Linked DNA regions of Mus musculus: regions 2 and 3 are each linked to region 1. Evidence: chromatin loops called from intact Hi-C (ENCODE). Cell type or tissue: left cerebral cortex. All regions are shown on one strand.

Region 1 (8,000 bases):
CATAAAGATGAACTGAAGAGGACACACACTGTTGACTTCTGAATCTCACTCAGAGCTCACATCAAAGGACAGTGCCTCGGTGTTTCATGTTTCTGGCTGAGTGTTCCCTGGTCGTGAGATCTCAGTGTGTCCCAGAGTGCAGCCACTGTTCACGTTCCTCAGTTCATCCCTCTACCCCATGAAGCCAACAAGGACGCCAGGGCCCAAACCAGGAACTGACAACTGCTCTTCAATGCCCACCTCCTGCCAACCACACCCAGTTCACTGGCAAATCTCAGCGACACCAGACCCTTAGTCATCCATCCCTAAGCACACAGCATGAGGCAAATATCGGGGGGGTCCCCAAACCACGTTTTCTGATTGGCTTTCAGGTTTCTTTTAGACTAAAACTATTTTAGTCTATTTCTAATCGGGCACCTTACCATCTTTCCAGACTCATCCCTTTGTGCTGCCAAACGTAGCTTGCACAGCCACTCACCAGGACAAAACCACAAGTATGAGTTTGCTCTAGCGGCATCTGCAGCCTACCCATGAGTCTGCACATGAGTTCCTCTCAGCCGCTGGGCCTCTGCACAAGTGTATTTCCTGACCTAAATTCCCACTCCCAATCTCTGTGCCTGACAGCTCCTTACCCCCAGCTTCTGGAAACCCCTTCCTGAGAAGTCTATGCAGGATTGACAGCACAGCCAGGACATGCTTGCTCACCGTCCACCCCGACTCCCTAGAGTACTCTCTCTATGGACCACTCTCGCCCTGACCTTACCTCTAACCACTCGCCCCTGTGGCTTCTGCCCAGCAAGCCAGGTGATAGTCACCAAGTCTGAACCCACCATAGAAACACTGCATCGCTTTTCTAACTCGTCATCATCCTATGGAATCAGGGTGGGATGTTTGTTTATTGGCTTGGTTTTTGCTTGTCTGGAGAAGGGTCTCACTAGGTAACCCAGAATAACCTTAAATGTTTATCTTAATGCCACAGTCTCCTGAGTTAAGATTAAGAATATTTGCCAGAAGCCGGGCAGTGGTGGCGCACACCTTTAATCCCAGCACTTGGGAGGCAGAGGCAGGCGGATTTCTGAGTTTAAGGCCAACCTGGTCTACAGAGTGAGTTCCAGGACAGCCAGAGCTAAACAGAGAAACCCTGTCTCGAACCCCACCCCCGAATCCCCCAAAAAGAATATTTGCCAGAATGTCCAGATGGGCTTTTTAAATTTTATTTCACCTAAGACAGGGTCTCACTATCTAGCATTGGCCAGCCAAGAACTGCCCATACAGACCAGGCTGGCCTTGAACTCACAGCAACTCACCTACTTCTATCTCCTGGGCACTGGGATTCTAGGTATATGAGACCACACCTGGCTCCTTAGTTTCCACTTTTGAGAAACCCAGGGCACAGTGAGGCGTAATCACCTGCCGGGGACTGCATATCCTGTAAAGGACTGCCACCTGGGCTATGGTCCCAGAGCCTCTATTTACAGACACTACCCTTATGTCATTCCTTACGGAACCCAAGGAAGCAGGAAACAAGGCAGGAAGAGCATGGGGGAGGCCGTGAGAGGCTCACCTGTCGTGTGATGTGCCACAGCCTTTGCTAACATTGTCTTTCCACAGCCAGGAGGGCCATACATGAGGACACCTCGGGGAGGATCGATGCCAATCTAAAAGAGACGGGAAAAGGATGAGCCAAGGGATTATGTCACCAACCCTAGGCCCAGAGACCTCTCCCTGCCCTGCCGCCTCGTCCTCCTCACCTGCTTGTACAGCTCGAAGTGTGTAAGCGGGAGTTCCACAGCCTCCCTCACCTCCTGCTTCTGGATGTCCATGCCTCCGATATCGGCATACATCACATCTGGCTTCTGGTCTGGTGGGAGAGTGGAGCTAGGGCTTGCGGCTCAGCCCCCAGGGTCCCCGTGGGACTCCCAGGGCCCCGGGTGCCCCCCTCACCTGAGGTGAGCATCATGATGCTGCTGTCGGCCTCGGGAGGCAGCACGTCCACCAGGGCATTGCTGTGCTTGTGCAGGGCCACCGAGGCGTTGGGCTTGAGCAGCTCCCGGTCGATGGTACTCAGGATGCGCACATAATAGTTAGAGCCTTTGGGAGCAGACAGGAAGGAAGACGAAGTGAAATGCCAGAGACTTGACGTCACTCCTTCCCCGTTTCCCTCTACACACAGCTGGCACTTTCCACGTTTCCCACGTCTGGCCCTAGGTCATCCCCTCTTAGCCCCCATGCTCATCCTAATGACTTCCCTGCTGGTCTTCAGCCCTGCTTCCTTCTTGAGGTCCAGCTCTGTGCATCTCACATGTGGTCTCCTGGATGGCCCTGGGAATCTTTCAATGTGTTCCCAGCACAGTCCTGGTGTTCTCCACTCAACTGTGCTGTCCCCGAGTTGCCAGCCAGAGGACTAAGCCTCGTTCTGGCCCCCTCAGTCACTCACTCTCTCTACCCCACCTCCCTCTGCTCTCACCTAGCCCACCACCAAACCCTGCCCTCATTTGGAACTATCCCCTGCCTAAGTCTCCATATAAATTCCTGGTCAGCAGCCTCCATCTCCTTTCTCCAATCTACTCTCTACAGCAAGACTTGTGAGTGCAGCGGCCACCCAGACATCTTCCACAGCCTCAGCTCCCCACTGTCTGCCTCCAAATCCACCCCTCCAATCACACCACTATCTCAGGGAGCCCCACCGTCTTAAGTCTCACTTTCAAAGACACAGCCTTCATCTTGGATATTACTCTCCCTTCACTTCCTCAAAGCCCACCTGTCCAATCCCACATGGTTACACGACTTTATCTAGAGCCTTTATAAACACACGGCTCAGTCGAGCAGCAGGAAAAGACAGGTAAGACACCAGAATCGTCAGCTACTGTAAGAGCAGGGTATGGATTTATGTCACTAGCATCTGTTGTATGCTGAGTCCTCAACAGAGCCAAACGTCTTTACACACAACCGATGCTTCCAGACAGCAGCTCCATATCCAGCAGCAGTTGTGGCGTTAACTCAGGCGAGGGAAGTGACCACCAGTTTGTTCAACTCAAACAGACTAGAACCACAAACATCAAAGGTACTCCAACCCACATGGTAAATTTCTTCTTGTTTGGAGACAGGGTTTCTGTATGTACTCCGGGAAACATACTAGGTAGACCAGGCTGACCTCAAACACACAAAGATCCTCTTGTCCCTCCGCCTCCTCAAGTGCTGAGGTTAAAGGCGTACACCATCACACTTGGATGGTGAAACTACACGCACACACGTGAATTGAGAGGCAGAAAGAGACATTCAGAAAATAAAGTATGTATCCACTTCTGGATCGGTCAGTACTCTGGCCATTCTATCACCCTGCCTTGCTCCCAGCCTGCCTCACCACTCACCTGTGGTGGAGCCCACGATGGCTGTGTTCTGATCCACAGCTTCCAAGAACTGACCGATGACCAAGGGGATGCTCTGGATCCGCTTCACCTCCTCCTGGGCGTGGAGGAATTCCTTCTTCAGGTTCTTCTGCTCGTCCTTGATATACTCCTCCTGCACTTCCAGGAACTCCAGCTCCTGCTGCAGCTTCTGCACGCACAGGGAGGGCAAAGGGTTGGCTGCAGCCTTGCCGTACCACAGTGGGAGGTGGGGGGGGGGGCGTATGTGATGGGGGATGGGAGGTATGCAGGAGCCAGCTTAGGGTTGAACACACCTTGTAGCGGCTGTACAGGTCCTCCAGGTCTTCAGGTTCGGGTCCCAGAAAGGACAGGCCGGTCTGCGGCCGAGACACGGACAGTGCTGGAATCTCATCCTGTAGACGGTAAAGACAACTTGGTGTTGGAAGCAGAGAATCATCTCGTGAAATCAGCGAAAGCGTTCTTCCTATTTCGCCACCAAGTCACCTATGTCTCCAGTACCTGACATCATTCACTATCTCTCAATAGATACAGGAGCTGCTCAGTCCCCTATGTAGATTGCTAATAGTAGGCCCCTTAAACAAAACTCATCATGAAAGTTTTGCAGCAGCTCCATACCGAACCTTAGCATCCCAGTCCCCTCAAGAGGTTCTAAAAGTCCCATGGATTTTAAAGTCAGAGTCACATTCAGAGTCTCATTACCCAGTTCTTCCCCTCCCCCCCCCAAAAGCTTTCATGTCAGATTCCCAACTCACGTTAAAGCCAAAGGTCACTCAGCCAAACCACAACCAATACTTAACGCCTCACCGTTCACGTCCCAAGCACAGTGAGTCCACTGGTCCCTTGGCCACGAACATACCTAGGCCACGGGGCCCCCATACATCATCCTCCACCTGGTCCAGACCCCAAACCGAAAAGCTAGTAAGCACAGCTCTCCAGGCCTCGCAACCGTTCTGTCTGAAAAGTCTTTAAGTTCAACGCCACTTTCCTCCCGCTCTGCTTTTCTGAGCTTTGCCGCCCTCCTGACAACATGACTACCCCGCCAGGCCCCGGGACCACCCAAAGCTCGACACCGAGGCCTCTGAAACCACCCAGCCCAGAGCTGGGATCCTGAGAACCCCTCAGCACCCCACTCATGTCCAGCTCCCGCTAAGAAACCCAGATCCCCACTGCACCTGAATCTTTTCCACCAAAATGCCTATCTCCTCCATAGTGACCAAGCCGGCCTCAGTGCAGCCCGGCCAGTCACGGCTTCCGCTGACGCCAACGGAAGTCCTTCACATAGAGCATCTTGGGAAACGTAGTTTTTAAGGTACCGCTGCGGGTTGACCTGACGGGCCGGATAACAGGAAGGGCGGGAAACTCTTAGCCCTGGGCTCCGCCCCCAAGATGGGTTCCTGCGCTCTGCGCTCCAGGCGCGCGCGCGCGGACCCGCAAGGATGTTGCGCGTGCGCAGTAACTCTTGTTCTGGCGCCATCCTGCTTCGCGGCCCGTCGCGCGTTGTGAAGGTTTCTCCAGTAGATGGCGCGGCCGAGTTGCTCTTGAAGAAAAGTCTCCAGAGGATTGATTGATTGATTTTAATATTATCCACTTTTTTACTTTCTTGTCTTTACAAAGCCAGCCCCGAACTGAGAATATGAAGATTAATCAAGTCCTGTCCTAACTTGTTAAAAACTCCAGAGCTTTGTTAGAAGGAATTCGCAGACATAACTAAGTATAAGAAACGAGAGGCACTAAAGAAGCCTTTAGTTCCACAGAAGAATCTCTTGACCTTCTCTGGCCGCCACCTGAAGAGAGAAGCAGAGGTCACAGAACGGCGAGGAGCCAATCAGATCGTACCAAAGCTGGAGAAACCGAGGCAGCTGCGAATGCAGATCTTTGCGGAGTCCTGTCGAATCTTTTCTTCTCTGTCCTCTTCACATTATTTTTAGGGGCTGTCAAGATGGCCCAGTGCTGAAGAACACTTGTGGCTCTTCTACAGGACCCGAGTTCGGTTCCCAGCACCCAGGTGGGGCAGCTCACTAGCATCTGTAGGCAACTCCTTCGGTTTCTGCAGGCACCTGCACTCAAGCACACGTCCCCGCTAGCAGAAACACACTTACACATAATTAAACGTTTTGAAAGGATTTTATATTTAGTTACGTGTACATGTGTATATCGGAGTGCGAATTTGTGCACCTGGATTCAGTACATGCAGAAGCCAGAAAAGGGCATAGGAATCTGTGGCACTGGAGTTACAGACTGTGTGCGCCATCTTTTCAGCCTCCTGTTGAGTTTTGATTGTTGTTATGGCTCAGGAACTTTGATATGCTAAGCAAGCCCAGCTAAAATCCTTAGTATGTATTATATTCTCTTCTACAAAGAAGGAAGCTGGTGCCAAGCACTGAAGTCACTTGAGCAACTGGTAAAGCAGGGTTAGAACCTAGATCTGTATTCCTTGTACCAGGGATATACACTACCACACTTCATAACAGCTATAGTTTTTGTTAAGTAAACTTTTTATTGGGGCACAGATAGGTAGCAGGCACAAATCATTATTTTCTAGCTACATAATGCTGCACAAATTGAACGTCCTATCTGTTCTGTATGGTATGGAGAATCTACAGTAGCTCTCACACTGGCTAGCAGGTGGGTTCCTTCCCTCCATCAGTTGAAGAATTAAAAGACAGAAAAACAGTGACCACAAAGTAAAGGTGAAGTTTGTTGGCAGGCAATACAAATAGTTGAGAGAGGCAGCTCTCCAGCTATTAGGAGGCTGTGTTTTTCTTTGGTTTTAAGGTGTCCCGCTGGTGAGTTCCACGCCACCTGTTCTCTGTTGATCTAATGGTGCTTATGTAGCTCTTCTGTAGCAGGCCTATGTCTTGGTCCACTGACATGGAAATAACTGAATTGTTGCCTGGCTGAGGTAAGTGTGGGCACCCCAGCACTCTCTCCTCTCTGTGGTGTAACAGGTAAGAGATCTGCAGTACATTAGAGGGGAGTGGCATATGTCTCAGAGAAATGGAAATTTACTGATGGGGCAAAAGCCTACGGAAACTCACTACTGGAGGCAAAAAGCCATTTAAAACAAGTAGAAGCACCATATAGATGACTCCCCATCAAGGCAGCTGGAAGAATCCCCATGGAGAGTCCCGGGCGTCTTCTTGAGTAATGCTTCCTAGGAAAAGCAAGACAAGCAAGCCTACAGATATCACCATCAGATTGGGTGCTCATAGTCATCCTTCAAAAATCACCTGGAAAGCCCCGGTGAGGCAGCCAGCTGGGCTTCTCACTGGAGAGATGTGGGCAGAGTAATCTCCTGTAGGGTGAGGCTTCCAAAGACAAGAACAAATGCAGGCAGCGGGTAAATAACATCAAAGAGGGCTCGTTCAGCCACCCAGCAGAAACCACTGCAGCCTGAGTTCCAGCCGAGTAGAGGACTCTCACCAAGGCTGAGCCTTTTTGCTTCCCTTTCCCGCTGCAGGTGTTTTTATACCACGGAATAAGCAGCAGCCTCTGGTGGAATTTGTGTGCCCTCCGGCTGTCCACAAGAACACAATGGTCTGCTGTTGCTATTATTTTACATTACATTTTTTTTAATTGTGGGGGTGTGGGAATGAAACTCAGGCAAGCACCTTCATCCATCGAGCCACTTCACTGACCCTGAAACAATATGTTTCTAAGTTCTTTTTTATTCATGTGTATGAGTGTGCACTATGTACATGCATGCCAAAGCTCTTGGAGATCAGAAGAGGGCGATAGAAACCCCAGAACTAGAGTTACTGGCAGCTGTGAGCCACCAAGTGGTGCCAGGAATTGAACCCAGGTCCTCTGGAAGAGCAGAAAGTGCTCTTAACCATTGAGACATCTTTCTCTCTTTCTCTCTTCCTTCCTTTCCTTCTTCCTTCCTTTCTTTCTTCCTTTCTTCTTTGTTTCTTTCTTTCTTTTAAGATTTATTTATTTATTTATTCATTATATGTAAGTACATTGTAGCTGTCTTCAGACACTCCAGAAGAGGGCATCAGATCTCGTTATGGATGGTTGTGAGCCACCATGTGGTTGCTGGGAATTAAACTCAGGACCTCTGGAAGAGCAGTTGGTGCTTTTAACCACTGAGCCATCTCTCCAGCCCCGAGCCATCTTTCTAGCCCCCTCTTCTGGACAGTTTTTTTAATTCTACTTTTTGCTGTTTTCCTTCCTCCTAGTTACAGAGTTAGGGGATCAACCTCCCCTAGGACAGGGATTTAGGGAGGACAACTTGAGACAAACCTGCTTGGGTCTGAAATGGAGAGTCAACTCCACACAGAGCTCAAGTATCCCACGACAGTTCGCCAATACAATGGACTTTGTATTAAATTGTTACTACCCAGACCAAGCAACCAAGCATTCGCAGCTCCCAAAGCACCTCAGAGTTTCCCTTCCCCCACCCAATGAAGGGTTCACTCACACTAGCAAACATGACATTGGTCTGTTTTCAATTTTCTCTGGACTTGTACAGTGCACTGTGTGTTTGCCTGTTCAGAAAGTTATCTTTGTATCAGTGAGACTCTGTTATGTGTAAAAATAGTTTCTTTAGTTTTTGAATGGTTTCCACTGGGGAATATCCAAGTAGATTTCTTCCAGTAAACATATACA
Region 2 (8,000 bases), 88 kb after region 1:
GCCAGAGTGCACTGTAATGGCTGTAGGACTTCCTGAGTACTCTCATAACGGGACACAGCAGGACTAGTTCTTGTTGCTCGAGGGTAGTTAAAACTCTGTGTCAGCCAGGCAGTGGTGGTGCGCACCTTTAATCCCAGCACCTGGGAGGCAGAGGCAGGCGGATTTCTGAGTTTGAGGCCAGCCTGGTCTACAGAGTGAGTTCCAGGACAGCCAGGGCTACACAGAGAAACCCTGTCTCGAAAAAAAAAAAAAAAAAAAAAAAACAACTCTGTGTCAGTCACAAAGCTTCTGAGTGTACACCTCATGATCAATTGTCATCATCTTCCCTCTCCCCTCCTCGTCCTGTCCCTCTGTCCCCCACCGTTACAGGGAAGACACGATTAAAGCTAACTGGGTTGTGGGGGTCCCCAAGCCTCCTCTGTCCTTAGCTGAGTTATCATGGGCTCCTGTGATCTGGAGCTTCAGCTGTCTATCATGCCGGTTCTAACAGGGTGCAGTGGCCTCCTCCCCTTGGGGAGAAAGATCTAGCTCCACGTTTTCAACTCTGGATGCTCTGAAGGTGGGGGCTGGTATGATCTTTTCATAGTCATTATAGTCTTAGTCATTATAGACTGAGTCTACCAATCAAGAAAGACCCATGCCTCTGCCCCCTTAATTGTTTATAATTTATTGACTGCTCATACACTTTTGGAGGCTTCAGGATGTAATTTAATTCATCTGTTATTTGGTACAGTCTTTATGACAAGGCTGAAAAGAGTCTTCAGTTATCCTGTTATTAATAAAAGGAGCAAACAAGCCCCCACCTTCATCCAGGGCATCCGGAGTTGGAACCGTGGAGCTAGAGCTCTGTCACCAAGCAGAAGAGGCCCTGCAGCCTGTTAGAACCTGCACAATGCACAGGTGATGCTTCTACCAGACGCAACTTTCATCTTACTCAAGCGTCTTGGCTTAAGGGCCTAACAGGTTACTTTTGTGATAGCACCAACCAGCTCCTGTCATTGCTGGAATACGAGTCCCTCCTGTTCTGTCACTTGACTATGGGGAGCTGGAAGGTAGCCTGACAGTTATCTCGCTAGCATTGTTTAAGACAAGGACTTATACAGAACTTCAGACAGGTGGTGTGTAGCTGAAACACCGGCAAGGAGCTTCACCAGCCTTTGACCAATTTAATGGGTTAGAAGTAGAAATAGTGTCTTCAACTCTCTTGACCCATCAGCTCCCAATAATGACACAGTGACCTCTTATTATTTATGAATGCTTAGGGCTTATAGCTTACGTTTGTTTGTTTCCAACTAGCTCATATAACTTAATTAACCCTGTCTATACTCGCCCACATTTGCAACATGGCCCAATTGCCTCTCCTCAACCCCTTATGCCTAATTTTCTCCATGTCTGGTTGGGACCTGATTCTTTCCCAGAGTTCCTACCTCTGCCCAGAAGTTCTGCCTATCCTCTCCTGCCTAGCTATTGACCATCAGATCTTTATTACATCAATCAGAAGATGCCTTAGACAGGCAAGGAAGGACAGAGATGCACAGTGTACAAAAAGATTATCCCAACAAAATGGGAAGTGGATCCAAGTGGGTCATCCCTGGGCATTGGACTAACCTGCCAGGGAGGTCTCAGTGAGCTGCCCTCTGCTGCACTCAATTGAAGACCCTAAGAAAACTGGGTACCTTCATGAACTCTGAAGGAAGAGACCATTTCAGAGTCACCAATACATTAAGTAGGTGTTCTCTCCAGATGTTCCAGCAGCTGCGTGGAGGGGAGAGGAGCCAACTCAGATCCATCAAAAGGTGAAAAGATGCTCTTTGAGAACCGGGGAACTCCAGGGCTTAAGGTTAGAGTAACACTGGTCCTGTCCCTTCAAGGTCTTTGCTGTGAACTAGGAGGGGGGTATCGTTGACGTGTGGGATCTTTATGCCCTAGATTTGCTCCCATCTTTTAGAAAAAAATCTTGATTATATAAAAATAGCTAAGAGAACATACTGCTTTTCCAGAGGACCCAAATTCAGTTCCCATTGCCCACATAAGGTGACTCACAACTAACTGTCTGTAACTCGAGCTCCAGGGGATTCAATGCCTCTAAGCACTGTGGACACCTTCTCTGTGTCTCTGTCTCTGTCTCTCTCTAACACACATTTTATATATATATATATATGTGTGTGTGTGTGTGTGTGTGTGTGTGTGTGTGTGTGTGTATAATGTATATATATATATAATACACACATATATAAATATATGTATATACTTAGAAGCATATATATGTGTATATATACACACATATATGTGTGTATACTTATGGTGGATATCTAATTCCACATACCTTAATTTGTCGAAACAATTCCAACTTCAAGATACTATAAAAGTTCAATGGCCCATTTAAGAGTCAAGTGTCTTTTTCATATAATGCACACTTAAGCCATATTAGACTACAGTGTTGTGCCCCAACAGGAAATTTTATATTTAATTTTTAATAGCATGGATTTTTTAAAAATGTCTGTTGCAACTAGTTCAGAGACTTCAAGCCCATTCTAGGCAGGTCCAGTCATGGTCTTGATTCCTTCCCAGCTGGGGCTCAAGAGGCACCCCCAGCAGCTGTGTACATTAAAACAGCCAACAGAATGTCGGCCAGCTCAGTCACAGTCTGAGTGACGCAGAGAGGAAGAGGCATCTGGAGCTGATATAGATGTCCTCACCACCAAGAAGAAACAGGGTAGTGGAAAACCAGATCCCTCAGTCCAGAGGACCTTTAGGTAAGACTTACCTTTAGGTAAGGTAATGTCCAGGACGTTAGGTAAGAATCAGGGTTTCTCCACACATAAGCAGATCAGATCTCAAATTCAAATAAATCAAGACCCCAAAGCCACTGCAGGACCCAAAACCCCTATATGATGAGGGATTTTAAAGATAGCAACAAGCATTTAGTTTTGTTCCTCAGAGGCGAGAATCTTCCAAAGTTGCTCCTGGTATCCCAGGGGACCCAAATGTAGGACTAGGGAGATGGAGGATGAACTGGGGTTACTAGCAAGCTGGTGTTACCATTTGAGGACTAACCTGTTCATTGTGCCCAACAATGCCTATGCTGATTGTCCTAGCTAGCCCTAATTGTCAACTTGACATAGCTTAAAGTCATCTGAGAGAACCCTCAATTGCAGAGCTGTCTAAACCAGGTTGGCCTGTGGCCCTGTCTGTGAGGGATTGTGCTGGCTTTTGAATGATGTAGGAAGGACCGGTCCACTGTGGGTAGCACCATCCCTAGGCACCAGGGCCTGGTCTATATAAGAGAACTAAAGAGTGAGCCAGTGAGCCAACCAGCAAGCAGTTATTCCTCATTATTTCTGCTTCAAGCCTGGCTTCCCTCACAGATGAGTTGTAATTTTCTCCCCCAAAGTTGCATCTGACAAATGCGCTGTGTCACAGCAGCAGAAAGGAAAATAGCCCACTGCTACCCAGTGATGGTGGTTTAAAGAGGCTGGCAGCCCTCTGCCGGATTTGTCACCGTTTTGGTGCTTGTAGGTCTTGACTGGTTCTGCCCATAGCCTCCTGACTCTTGCTTCCTCATGTCATGAACATGAATCCCACTGTTTCACTGGCTTCCTACAGCTGCCCCTTGCTGCCACCAACCCTGCCAGGTTCCTTCCTCACACTGGCTTCATTCTTGTAATGAGCCTGCCGTTCTGCCAGCCACTGTCAGAGGCACTGGAGATAAAACCATGAGGTGGGCTCCCAGTGGTTCTGATAGGTGGAGCATGTGGCAAACCTGCACACTGTGGGAGAGGGCCAGGAGCTGTGGGAACTGGGAAGCAGAGGAGGAGGGGCAACAGGAAAGGGCTACTGAAAGGGTGACCAGGGACAGCCTCACTGAGCCAGTGACACCTCAGCAGACATTGTTGGGGAGGGGGCGGGGGTCTTCATGCACATCTCAGGGAAGAACACTTCAGGCCACATCCCTAGGCTCAGCTGGTGACAAAGGAAGGAAGGCACCCTATGTGACTAGAGCTGGGGATTTCAGTAAAGGAGATGAAGGTCTGAAGGAGAGATCACACACGAGTCTGACCACTGTCACCTCTCTGCAGATCGACTACCAGTACTCAAGCCTGCCGGTCTCCCTGAGTGAGGGTCTCTTGCGTGTGCACCAGAGTGGAACACGAGGTGTGCTAGAACTGGACTTTGGGCTGGTGGTCACCTATGACTGGGATGGCCAGCTGACCCTGAGCCTGCCCAAGCGCTTCCAAGACCAGGTGTCTGGGCTGTGCGGCAACTATAATGGAGACCCTGCAGATGACTTCCTCACGCCTGATGGGAAGCAAGCTCCTGATGTTCTAAATTTCACCAAAAGCTGGAAGGTGAATGATCAAGACCTCTTATGTGATGATGGCTGTTATGGCAACTGTCCGTCTTGCATCCCAAGCCAGGCCCAGCTCTTTAAGAAAGACCTTTTCTGTGGCATGCTAACTCTGCCCTCAGGCCCATTTGCTGACTGTCATCAATTTCTGGACCCCAAGCCTTTCCTGGAAGAATGTGTATATGACATGTGCGTGACGGGAGGGGAACGTCTCACCCTGTGCCGTGGCCTCAATGCCTATGCACAAGCCTGTGTGGACCTGGGCATCTCTGTCCGCGAATGGAGGTCACGAACCAACTGCCGTGAGTTCAAGACAGGGTAGAGAATTTTGATGAGAGGTGGGGAACCCATTGTGTCTGCTTGGTACCAGAGCACTGATTACGCTTCAGTCCAGTGACAGGCAATGACAGAAACACTGAGACATCCAAGACACTCCAGGGACACACACAGTAGTGAACAGGATAGACCACAGTGATTGAGGTTGCCACAAGAGGGCACTCTAGCATATCTGGAGATTAGTTGGAGAGGGATGCAGGATAAGACACTAGGGGAATTCAAGAGGGATAAAGGATGCTAGAGGGCGAGTAGGGGACAGTTACAGAGAAGATTTTCCTAGAATAAAATTTTCAAATCTAAAATTCATGGGAAGGACTGGAATATCCAAAAAGGGGAAAACGGATGTGGGCTCCTTCCTGACCCAGGGAACCACAGAGGTTTGTCACGAAAGATAGTCTGTCAAGTTGCAAGATCAAATTCAGTGATTATTCTTTGGTTGTAACACTCCCATGACTCCCAATGCCCTCTGAAAAATATCAAAGACGACTAGCCAGGCGCCCATCCATTCAGTCAATAAACCTGTCATAACTCCACAAGAGCCTGTATCTGTGCTGGCCATGTGGAGGACAAAGCAGGAGCCAACGGTGACTTGTCTGCCATGTAGTAGACAACTCAGCGAAATGCTGAAGAGGCATACAGGCCAGTGAGGGGTGAAACCGATGTCAGGCCAGAGCTGAAGACTAGGGATTCAGAGGGGCAATGAGTCCAGAGGGAGACAAAGACACTGCTTGGACTCTCCTGCATCACTACTATGTCCCAGTGTCCTGTAAGCCTTCCTCTCCACATGTCCCAAACTCCAACGGAGAAGCCAATGAGTCTATCGCCCCTCCTGTCCATTTCGTAGGCCCTGTGCTCCATGCTGAAGATTCAACTTGACCAAATCAAGCTGTGTTCCCACCCCAGCAGAACCTATATCTTGGGTGGGGAGGGAGAGACAGAGAGTTAGCAGATCTACTAGAAAACACCTTCAAAGAGCAAGATCCTATGAGAGTATCTGGAAGCTCAGTGAAGATGTAGGAAGCCAATGACAGTGGACCCTGGAGCGAGTCACATCCAGGCCATGGAGTCAGCTGAGTCATCACAATGTTGGCCCTGGAGTACCCAGCTACAGTTCTACAGTTCAATCCCTGTAGCCAATGAAATCAGTATTGCTTTCTCGAATTTACTCCTGGCAAGACTGAGATACAGATACAGATACAGATACAGATACAGATACAGATACAGATACAGATACAGATACAGATACAGATACAGATACAGATACAGATAGATACAGATACAGATACAGATACAGATACAGATACAGATACAGATACAGATACAGATACAGATAGATACAGATACAGATACAGATACAGATACAGATACAGATACAGATACAGATACAGATACAGATACAGATACAGATACAGATACAGATACAGACAGATACAGAGTCATTTGCTCATAAAGTGTTGGCAAGGGGGGAGCTGGCATTTCAAATCTAGCCCCCTGGACTCCAGGAGCCTTCGTCTTTACCTGCAAAGTCTGTTTGTGGAAAATATAATAATGGTAGGAGGAAAATGCTAACGCAAAGATCTCAGTGGGGAATCTTGGGACCAGGCACCTGTCCACCCACTGAGTGTGCAGAGTGTGCCAGTAGGAGAATGAGACTGATGGGGACAGGGAGATTGTGGGGAGCATAGGGGAACCCCTGGGCCTCGGGAGGACTCTGCTTTCCCCTGAGTGAACTGAAGTCACAGAAGGTCGAGGTCCCTGGGCTGAGCCTGCATTCACAGTCCCTCTGGTGCTGTGAGGAGCACATACAGTTCCGGGAGCAGGGAACCGGGCAGGAGGCTGCTGTGGTTCCTGGGTCATGGACACAGATTCTGCGTGGGCTTGGAAGGTGAAAGCTATGAGATTTGCCCACTGCCAGGTTGGTTGTCCAGGGATGGGGCGGAGGGGGCACTGGGGCCTGAGCATCAGGAAAGGAGGAGTGCCATTAACTGAGGGGTGTGGACCTCTGATGAAGCAGCATTGTCTCGGGGAGCCCCACACCTGGCATGACCCACCCTTTCTCCCAACCCCTCCAGCCCTGACCTGTCCAGCCAACAGCCACTATGAGCTCTGCAGCCCTGCCTGCCCACCCTCCTGCAACTCAGAAGCCAGACCGACCAACTGCTCTTCGCGCCCTTGCGTGGAGGGCTGCGTGTGCCTTCCAGGCTTCGTGGCCAGTCGTGGCCTTTGCATGCCTGTCTCATCCTGTGGGTGCATCTTCCAGGACCGCCTGCTGGCCCCAGGTCAAGAAGTGTACGCGGACGAAAAATGCCACCTCCGCTGCACCTGTGATGGAGCCACTCAGAAGGTGATCTGTAGGAACACAACAGGGTGTCTGCCTAAGGAGCACTGTGGGGTACAGAATGGCTCCTTTGGTTGCTTCCCGGAATACTTCCGCATCTGCCGGGCATCCGGAGACCCACACTACATGAGTTTAGATGAGCGGATCTTCAATTTCATGGGTACCTGCACATACTTGTTTACTGCCTCCTGTGGCCAGCACCCATCTCTCCCCGACTTCAAAGTGTTTATAGAAAATGAACGCCGTGGAAGTCAAAGCGTAAGCTTTGTGCGTTCTGTGAAGTTGGAGGCCTTAGGAATCAAGTTGGAGGTGCGCCGGGAATACCAAGGCAAAGTGCTGGTGAGTGCGGCAGGGCGGGAACGGGGGGGGGGGGGGCAAATCCAGGGAAGATCAAAGGCTGTGGTGGAAGCAGAGTGGGATTCATTCAACGACCTTGTGGCTAAGGTCCAGGCCCTGTTACTTTTTCTTGTCTCTGTGACAGTCTCTCAGACTGTCTTACCTCGGTCAGAGATCATAGTCAAATAGTTCTCCACCAGGAGCCTCTGGTCTCTGGGCAGTTCTGCGGATGTGATGAATTCACATCTTCAGGGTCTCAAAAAGAGGTCTTGGTGCTCAGTAGATATTAGAATTTCCTAGTTTTGTCCTTATGAAAGTTTAGAATTACTGACTTGTGTCTAAAGAATGGACCAGAGAGCAAGGTAACAGGTGATGTGAAATGTCCGGTACAAAGTGAGCATTTGTGGTGGGGGTGGGGGGTGGAGATGCCCATTTAACCTCGAAGACTGAGAAAATGTCTGTCCACCCAGACAACATCAAGACCACACATGGTGAGTTCTACTGTCAAAAATCCCAACAAAACAAAAGCCGTGCTGCCAGGCTGCCTCTTCTCTGTGTCCTCTTTCTCCCCAGGATGGGTGCCTCTCCATCACTTCTTTTTAGACTTGCTCACCAGGCTGTCTGCTGTACTGGCCAGAACTT
Region 3 (8,000 bases), 250 kb after region 1:
GAACTGGCCAGCTCAGGCTCAGTGAGAGTCCCTGACTCAAAAATTAATTGAAAGCCGGGCGGTGATGGCGCACGCCTTTAATCCCAGCACTTGGGAGGCAGAGGCAGGCGGATTTCTGAGTTCAAGGCCAGCCTGGTCTACAGAGTGAGTTCTAGCCAGGGCTACACAGAGAAATCCTGTCCTCGAAAAACAAACAAAACAAACAAACAAAAAAAAAAACAAAAACAAAAACAAAAAAGATACTGACACTACAGCTGCCCCCATTGGCACATGGGTTCCCATCACAAGGTCCAGGCCCAGGTAAAAGGCATCCAGTGCTGGCAGGACCAGGAACCCTGGAGTTCAGGCAGCTACTGGTGGAGACAGGGACCGTGCAGAGGGGTCCAGTCCAGCCCTCCAGGCAACGGCATTCATCAGGCTCTTCACAGTAGCCGTGCTCGGGGCTGCAGCCTGGTCGACACACAGCTGCAGGAAGCAGAGGAGAGGCAGAAAGAACAAGACATGAATGCTAGAGCAGGTTGGGACCCAGGGCCCTCGGTTCCCTAAAGGAGATCAATGGGATATGAGAAGGAACTAGGATCCGCGCTTAAGTAGTAGCGCAGGGCACGCATAGGGACTCACACGGGGCTTCGCACTCGTCTGGGAATGGCGTGCAGGGTCGCAGTCCCGGGCCACACCGCGAGGGGGCACTGCGTGAGCGGCACAGGCGCGCGCAGGCGGCCCCGACGGCGGGCGGCTCGCACCGCGCGCGGTAGGAGAAGTGCAACTCCCATGTGCCTGTGCGCTGCACATCGCGGGCCCACGGGCCCCCAGCCGCCAGGCGTCTACGGCCGACCACACGTGCTAGCAGGTTCCAGGCGGGCCCTGCGGAAAGAATGATGTAGAGCACTGAGATTCAGGTCATCCCCACCCCTCCTGGGAATTCCTGGTTAGGTGAAGAGTAGAAGCCCTCCTTAGCAAGCCTGCCCTCCCCTTAATGCACCTAGGGACCTGCATGGCATATCTAGTGTTAAAATAACACTAACTCCTAAGATAACTCCTGTATTTGTTAGAATATTAAAATAGGAGACTTCTAACATCTTGTGCCATCAATAGCTACGGACAGGATCTCCAAAAGTGAAGTCATAGCGCCCCCTCAAGGTCTTATGCGTAGTGGCTCCACTCATGTCTAATCCCAGCAAAAGCCTCACAAAGGGCAGAGTTAAGCCAGATGGATGGCCTAGTACCAATGGAGGAGCCTTATCCAGAAAGCTAAAAAGAGACAACCAACCTCAAAATGGTGGTTCATGCTCACAACGCCAGCACTTGGGAGGCGGAGGCAGGAGAACTGTGAATTCAAGGACAGCCTGGGCTACACAGCAAGTTCAAGGCCTGTCTACATTATGTGACACCCTGTTTCAAGAAAAAGACTTAAATTTTAGGTGCAGCATAGTGGGGATAATTCCTATAATGGGCATTTTGAAGACAGTTTGGGCTACATGAGACATTGTTTCAAATACAAAATCAAGGCCAAGGAGATGGCTCAGAAGTAGAGTGTCCCAGGAATCTACTAGGGACTAGGAGCAAGGCTCAATGATGGAGTCTTGCATAGCATATGGGGAGTTCTTCTCTATTACAACAGATAAGATACAATAAATGGATTTTGGAGCCCTTTGTCTCATTTTGGGGTCAGAGATGCTCAACCTCTCTCAGGACATGGTCTTTACATTGCTACCATTAGGAATTTTGAATTATATTTATACCCAGATTGCCCACAGATCCAAAACCACTAGCCCAGCACCACATCCTAGGAGCTATGATGACATCACAAGCCCAGCAGGAATGCTCCACTTTAGAGGCAGCCCATTATCAGTCCTGAACTCAACACTGCCCCTTCCTACCCGTGAGACACCCACCTCCAGCATGCTCTCCCAGCTGCTCTCTCCAGGTTTCAATGACGAGGGAGAAGGTGCCCTGGTTGGACAGAGAAGAACGAAGAGAGGAAGCCGGTGGTCAGGGAAGCTCACTGACCTCCAGAACACAGCACGGAGTCTGGAAGCCAGCTCTGGGACTGAGCTACGGAGCATTCCCAGAAGGAGCTGCCCCGGGAGCCAGGAGCATTTTGGTCTCATTCTGGATACGCCATTGTGCCAAGTGTGTTTGCACATACCTGTAATCCCAGCGCTCAGGAGGCTGAGATAGGAGGGTTTCAAATATGAGGTTAGTTTGGGGTATCTAGCAAGACCCTGTCCAAAAGGACATACTAAGGTGTTCCCATCTACAGGTGAGGAAATAAAATATGGAAAAAGTTCCCAACAATGTCTACATTTCAAATACGGGCCCTGATTCTTTTTGAGATGTGCAGGGTACAGGGATGGGGACCAGGATTCAGTAAGTGACCTGATGTCCCAACCAAAAGAACTAAGGCTGGAAACATGAGAGATTAGGTGACCTCAAGAAAGTGCTTGAGAGGAGCCCCAGGTCCAAAGAAGAGATCTAGAATAAAGACAAAGACCCCAACTCGACTTGCTATTGCACCCCATAACTCCAGCACTTGGGAGATGGGAGTGAGTGAAGACAGGAGGATCAGGAACTCACGACCAGATTTAGCTACATAGTGAACTCAGAGACAGCCAGGCTTGTCTCTAAAAATACAAAACAAAATACAAACAATAACAACAAAACAGGATGAGAAGAGGATTCACTGGGTAAAAAACACTTACTGAAAACCTTAGTCCAACCCCCTGGGTCCCACATGGTAAATAAAGGGCAGAACTGAAATTGTCCACATATCGCTGTAAAGCGTATTCGTGAGTATAACACACACACACACACACACACACACACACACACACACACACACACACACAACCACAAAAAGATGAGAAGCCCAGTTTTAAGACATCCCTGAAGAGAATAGCGGAGGGGGTCTGGGAATGTGGGTTTCGGAGAGGAGGGGGTAGTAAAGGCTCTGGGGCACGGGATGGTGTCGGGAGCTGGGGGGGGACAGAAAGAGGTGGAGGTTGGACTCACCGGCCAAGCATCGCGGAAGGGCACACGTACGAGGCCATCAGGCAGCGGCAGGGCAGCCGCTGACTCTCCGGGGTGCTCCGTATAGACCGGGACGCTCGTGCTCAGTGCTGCGCCCAGGGCGCACAGGGACTCGGTGGCCTCCTGGGAGACTCCGGGCTTCAGGCAGACCCTGAAGAAGAGGCGGCAAGGGCCTCGGGCGTTGCAGGGGGAGCGTGGGGTCCCGAGGCCTGGGCCTGGCCCGAAAGAATGAATTTGTAGCTCGAAGACACCAGCTGGCAGTGCCTGGGACAGAGAGGGCCACAAGGTTAAGGGACCTAGGTATCTGTGTGCCCCATGAAAGTCTCTAAGACCTCCAGGTCTCGGCCCAACCCCATCTGTTCCTTTCCTTTCTGTATCTGACCTGAGGAAGAAGAAAAGCCAGGATCAGCGTCTGGGAAAGCGGAGACACCTGCAGAGAGACCATTGCTTTGGGGGACAGGATGGGGAAATAGTCTCAGGAGTCGCAGCTGCTGGATGCCGGAGTCTTATATTTGAGGGGACGCTCCGCCCCTTCAGGCCAGTCTTTTAGCTACCGGCCGAGAGGGGTCCCAGGGAAAGGGATACAGTAACTCTATGTGGGCGACTTGGTGAGGTTCATCCTGAGTGTGATTGCATGCGCCAATCTGAAAGCGGCAGGGGTTAATTTCTAAGATACTGTGCGTACTGAAGTGGGAGAACGGAAATACAGGTGCATTCCTCTCTATCATGTATGTACTTATGTGAGCTCCTGTCCGCTGTGGAGGACCCTATGAACCCATGAGTGCAGTGAATGCGTCTCCAGCCGGCTGTGTGTGAGGTTGTGTTTCGGAGCCCCACAGAGGAGGCGGTGAGGAAGAATCCTGAGTTCTTTGTGTGGACCCCTGTGTGTTTGTGGAAGACCTCTCGTGTGTATGCATGTGTGTTTCCCCTTCTTAAAACAAAGCCCCCCCTCCGCGAAGCCAGTATCGCCACCAGACGCCAGGCTAGGATCCTGGTCTTGGAGGGGCCTCCCAGCTGTATGTAAATGTCGCCATCTGCCGGGCGGCCGTGCCCCTCCCCCTTGGGCCGCAGCTGGGCCTCCCATTTGGGCTCAGGAAGGTGTGAGAGGCAAACGGACAGGAAATTAGTCTTCAGTCTTCGGGCACCAGGGCCCCACTCTCCACCCCAGATGAATGGAGCTGCTCATCCCACCCCGGGGGGCGAGGAGGTGGGATTTCGCAGGATCCAGGCAAGTAAAACAATTTAGGTGCAGGTGCCCAGGCTAGTGTGCTGAAGTCAGACGGTGAGCAAGGCTGCAGAAACAGAGGAAACCCACTCCCCACCCCCAGTAAATACTAAGTTAATACTCAGAGCTAGTAATTTTAGGGAAAATATAAGTTGCTCCTATATCCACATTTGTCTTGTAGAGGGGAGACGGCTATAGTCCCACTAAATGTTTAGTCGAAAAAGAGGCGTGGGTGGGCATGGCAGACCTGTAATCCCAGCAGTGCAGAAGCAGGACAAACAAGAGAAAGAAGCCAGCCTAGACGACATAAAGCCTTTCTCAAAACCAATACAGGAAAATACCACAAAACCCTACCACACCTGGTTTTGCTTCACCACGAGGCAAGGTGGTATTTCCAGAGCTCTGAATCACAAATAAAGCAGACTTTAAGGGATTTCTGAAAGTCTTAGCTGTTTAGGACTTTGTTACGCACAGAAACAGAGCCCCTGCTAAGGCCTGGGGTGTGAGGAGGATCCTGGAGCAAACACATTGTGAACAGCAAAGGCTGAGGCCCTGGGACGATCATGCCTGCCCGACCAGCCATCCCAGGAGCTTTTCCTCTCACTGTAGACTCTGCTGGCACACACCTTCCAAAGAGGCGCTCCAGATCATTCCATCCGGTCTAAAACAGCATCTTCCAGCTGGTGAGATGACTTAGGCAGGGCACTTTCTGCCAAGCCTGTTTTCACCCGTGGATCCACATGGCCAGGAACTACCCCCACCACTCTTCTCTTACCGGATGCCCATGCCTACTCTGCCCCCAGACATATAAAAATATAAAACAAACAAACACCTCTAAGGCCCCAAACCACTGCTTCTCTCCTCAGTTCTCTTTCCTGTGAACACTCCTTATGCCTGTTAGGTTAGCACTCCGGCTGAGCTACCACCCCAGCCCTTGCCTAGTCTGAGACAGAGTGGCCAGCCCAAAACCCTCCACACTCCTGCCTGCCTGTTTCCCGAATAGCTAGAATTATAGTCTTATGTGTTCCCCTTTTCTCTGCCCCCATTTTTTATCTCTATCCCCCCACAACTGCCTGCCTTACATCTCCCCTGAGGGAACAGTAGGACACTGCTTCCTAGCAGCCTTGTTCACTACTGTCTTGGGGTGTGAGGAGGGGACATGACTATACACACAAACGACTCCACACAGAGAGCCCTGGAGAACAGGGCATTTGGGGTTAAATGCTTCCCGCCTCATCATATGAGCACTGTCTCAGGGCTCCTGCACCTATGTTCAATTCTCTCCTCCAGTGGGAGTGACACGAGACAGGGCTGAGGTAGCAGACTTAAGTCACATTTCAAATCCATTCTAGAAGACTGTAGGGGTACATGTTTATAACCACAGTACTCAAGAGGCTGAGGCAGGAGGGCCAATTAAGTGCAAAGCCAATTTGAGCTACATAGCAAGATCATCTCAGACATGAGGGCCCCTCCCTCAGAGGGCTCTGAGGGACCCCAACTCCAAAAACCACGTTCCCTCCACCCACAACCCATTCCACCCAGGATCCTATCCCTACAGCAAGCTTTGGTCCACTGTTGTTCTTTTAATCCCAGCACTGAAGGGAGAAGAGGCAGGCAGTTCTCTGTGAGTTGGAGTCCAACCTGGTCTACTGAAAGAATTCCAGGCAGCAAGTTATACAGTGAAACCTGTCCTGGAAGAAGGAAAAAAGAGAAGGGAGTCCTCAAAATCTGCTGGGAGCACCCCTCTGTATTGCCTAGTACTCTGGGCTGAGAGCTTTGGCTGCTGGGAGCACCCCTCTGTATTGCCTAGTACTCTGGGCTGAGTTTTGGTTTTACTTGTAACTCTTTGTATAGTGTCTTGCTACATAACCAGTTTTGCTTCAAACTTGACAGTTCTCCTGTGTCTTAAAAGCTGAAATTACAGCCCTGTGGCACACCAACCCTTCCCCCCATGGTACCACCAAAGGCACTTTAAACAACCTAGAATGCAGTCTCATCTGACCCATGTCTTCAAACTGCCAAAAAAGCATTAATTTTTGGTTTTACGCAGGCTAATACTAGATGCTGGCTGGAGCAGGGGCTTGGGTCAGATGCTCCACCCTACCTCAGACAGGAAGAAACTAAGGCCTTAAGTCTTTTTTTTTTTTTTTTTTTTGATTGAGACAGGGTTTCTCTGTGTGACCCTGGCTGTCCTGGAACTCACTCTGTAGACCAGGCTGGCCTCGAACTCAGAAATTCACCTGCCTCTGCCTCCCAAGTGCTGGGATCAAAGGCGTGCGCCACCACTGCTTTGCCTTAAGACCTTAAGTCTTAAGTACCTTGCAGTAGCTTGCCAAAAGTTTGCGTGGCTACTACACAAGAGCCTATCAATTTGTGAACTATTTTGGGTGGGCTGGAGAGATGGCTCAGCAGTTAAGAACACTGGCTGCACTTGCAGAGGACATAGGTTCAATTTCCAGCACCCTCATAGCAGCTCCCTCACAACCTTGGGGGATTCCAAGCCCTCTTCTGGCCTCCATGAGTTCTAGAATAAGCACACGGTGCATTGACAAAGCACATATATACACATTATAAAAACGAATGGACTATCATTGGGGCTGGAGAGATGGCTCAGGTCAACAGCACTGATTGCTATTCCAGAGGACCTGAGTTCAATTCTAGCACCCACATAGTGGCTCAAAACTGTAACTCCAGGTCTAGGGGATCCCACACCCTCACAAAGAAATACATACAGGCAAAACACCAATAAATATAAAGAAAAATAAATTAATTAAAAAACCCTATTAGTGAGCCGGGCGTGGTGGTGCACGCCTTTAGTTCCAGCGCTTGGAAGCAGAGGCAGGTGGACCTCTTGAGATCACGGTTAGCAAGCTCTACGCAGCGAGACCATGTCTCCAAAAAGACAAAGCAATCGTATTTCTGGCTTCTATGAGGTGTGGCTGACCGCACAGCTCCAGAACCACATTCCCACAGAGCCACACACGGCAGCTAGGCTGACAGCCCTCGAGGCGGCTCCCCAGAGGCCAGACTTCTCTTTATTTCTACAGCACACAAGGAGTCCAGAGCCAGAGAAAGAGGGAGGGAGAGAGAGAGAGGGGCTTTTCTTTGCCAACTCATAGAGTATATGGGAAGACATGTGCAGCAGAAACCCAGGTTTTCAGTTTCAGGCTGGCAGGAGCCCCACTCCAACGAGGCACTCATGGCACCCAGCCCTGTGGTGGTGCTCAGTCACTGTGAATGACGACCGAGTCCAAGACCTCACCCCAGTGCCCCATCTGGACTCTGGACACAGGCATTGTGGCATCTGGGACTCGCTTTATTGGACACATAGCTGTCCACACTTTGCCGTGTAAGGGCTGGGGCCCAAGGCTCAGGCATCAAGTCTCTGAGGAAGCCTAGAAGTCAGGGCTGCTTGGAGCGAGGCCACAGTCGGCTGGCGAGTGAGCCAAAGGAGAGGCCCTGCCTGTTGGACTTGGAGAGCTCGGCCAGGCGCTGCTGCTCCTCCTGGGGATGAGGGACAGAAAAAGACAAGGGTCAACTCAGAAGCCTGCCTGCCGTCATACTCAGGCCCAGTATAGAACCCGAGTCCACCCGTTAGATCCAGAGCGTGGAAAGAGCAACTCTTAGCCCCAGGGGTGCAGGACTAACATGCCCGAGGCCAAGCGTCCACAGATCCCTGTGCACAAGCTCTACGCACACAGTCTACCATGAAAGGTCTCAGGACCACCCAAGGCCATGGACTTAT

Evidence for each region. Peaks named below come from ENCODE experiments on the same cell type or tissue, not always from the same donor. Only the 100,000 strongest peaks of a DNase experiment are listed, where the experiment ranks them.
Region 2: a loop joins it to region 1, with 2.7 times the contacts of the local background. A loop is called at or near these places in 12 of 42 quality-filtered maps.
Region 3: it touches region 1 in a loop (3-fold over the local background); 9 of 42 quality-filtered maps call a loop at or near these places.

Annotation. Positions count from the first base shown.
Region 1 is chr7:28,045,422-28,053,421 of GRCm38, forward strand. It overlaps Psmc4 (proteasome (prosome, macropain) 26S subunit, ATPase, 4), which reads right to left and starts at 4,671. Exons shown (of 11, transcript NM_011874.2): 1 at 4,562-4,671; 2 at 3,683-3,781; 3 at 3,372-3,558; 4 at 1,945-2,091; 5 at 1,752-1,861; 6 at 1,565-1,658. The coding sequence starts at 4,597. In left cerebral cortex, a CTCF peak has its summit at 4,897 (motif pointing right); a DNase peak (open chromatin) is centred at 4,781; H3K4me3 peaks cover 1,041 bases; H3K27ac peaks cover 369 bases.
Region 2 is chr7:28,132,984-28,140,983 of GRCm38, forward strand. 9530053A07Rik (RIKEN cDNA 9530053A07 gene) reads left to right here. Exons shown (of 20, transcript NM_001164655.1): 4 at 4,080-4,650; 5 at 6,757-7,361. It also overlaps the pseudogene Gm21925. Among named protein-coding and RNA genes, the nearest start is that of 9530053A07Rik, 7.5 kb to the left of the region's middle. In left cerebral cortex, a CTCF peak has its summit at 4,836 (motif pointing right); DNase peaks (open chromatin) are centred at 2,025, 2,617 and 4,836.
Region 3 is chr7:28,298,272-28,306,271 of GRCm38, forward strand. Dll3 (delta like canonical Notch ligand 3) reads right to left here and starts at 3,514. Exons shown (of 9, transcript NM_007866.2): 1 at 3,413-3,514; 2 at 3,013-3,294; 3 at 1,896-1,953; 4 at 622-864; 5 at 248-465. The coding sequence starts at 3,475. It overlaps Timm50 (translocase of inner mitochondrial membrane 50), which reads right to left. Exons shown (of 11, transcript NM_025616.3): 11 at 7,555-7,759. The coding sequence ends at 7,658. In left cerebral cortex, CTCF peaks have their summits at 668 (motif pointing right), 1,139 and 4,071 (motif pointing left); DNase peaks (open chromatin) are centred at 1,135 and 4,089.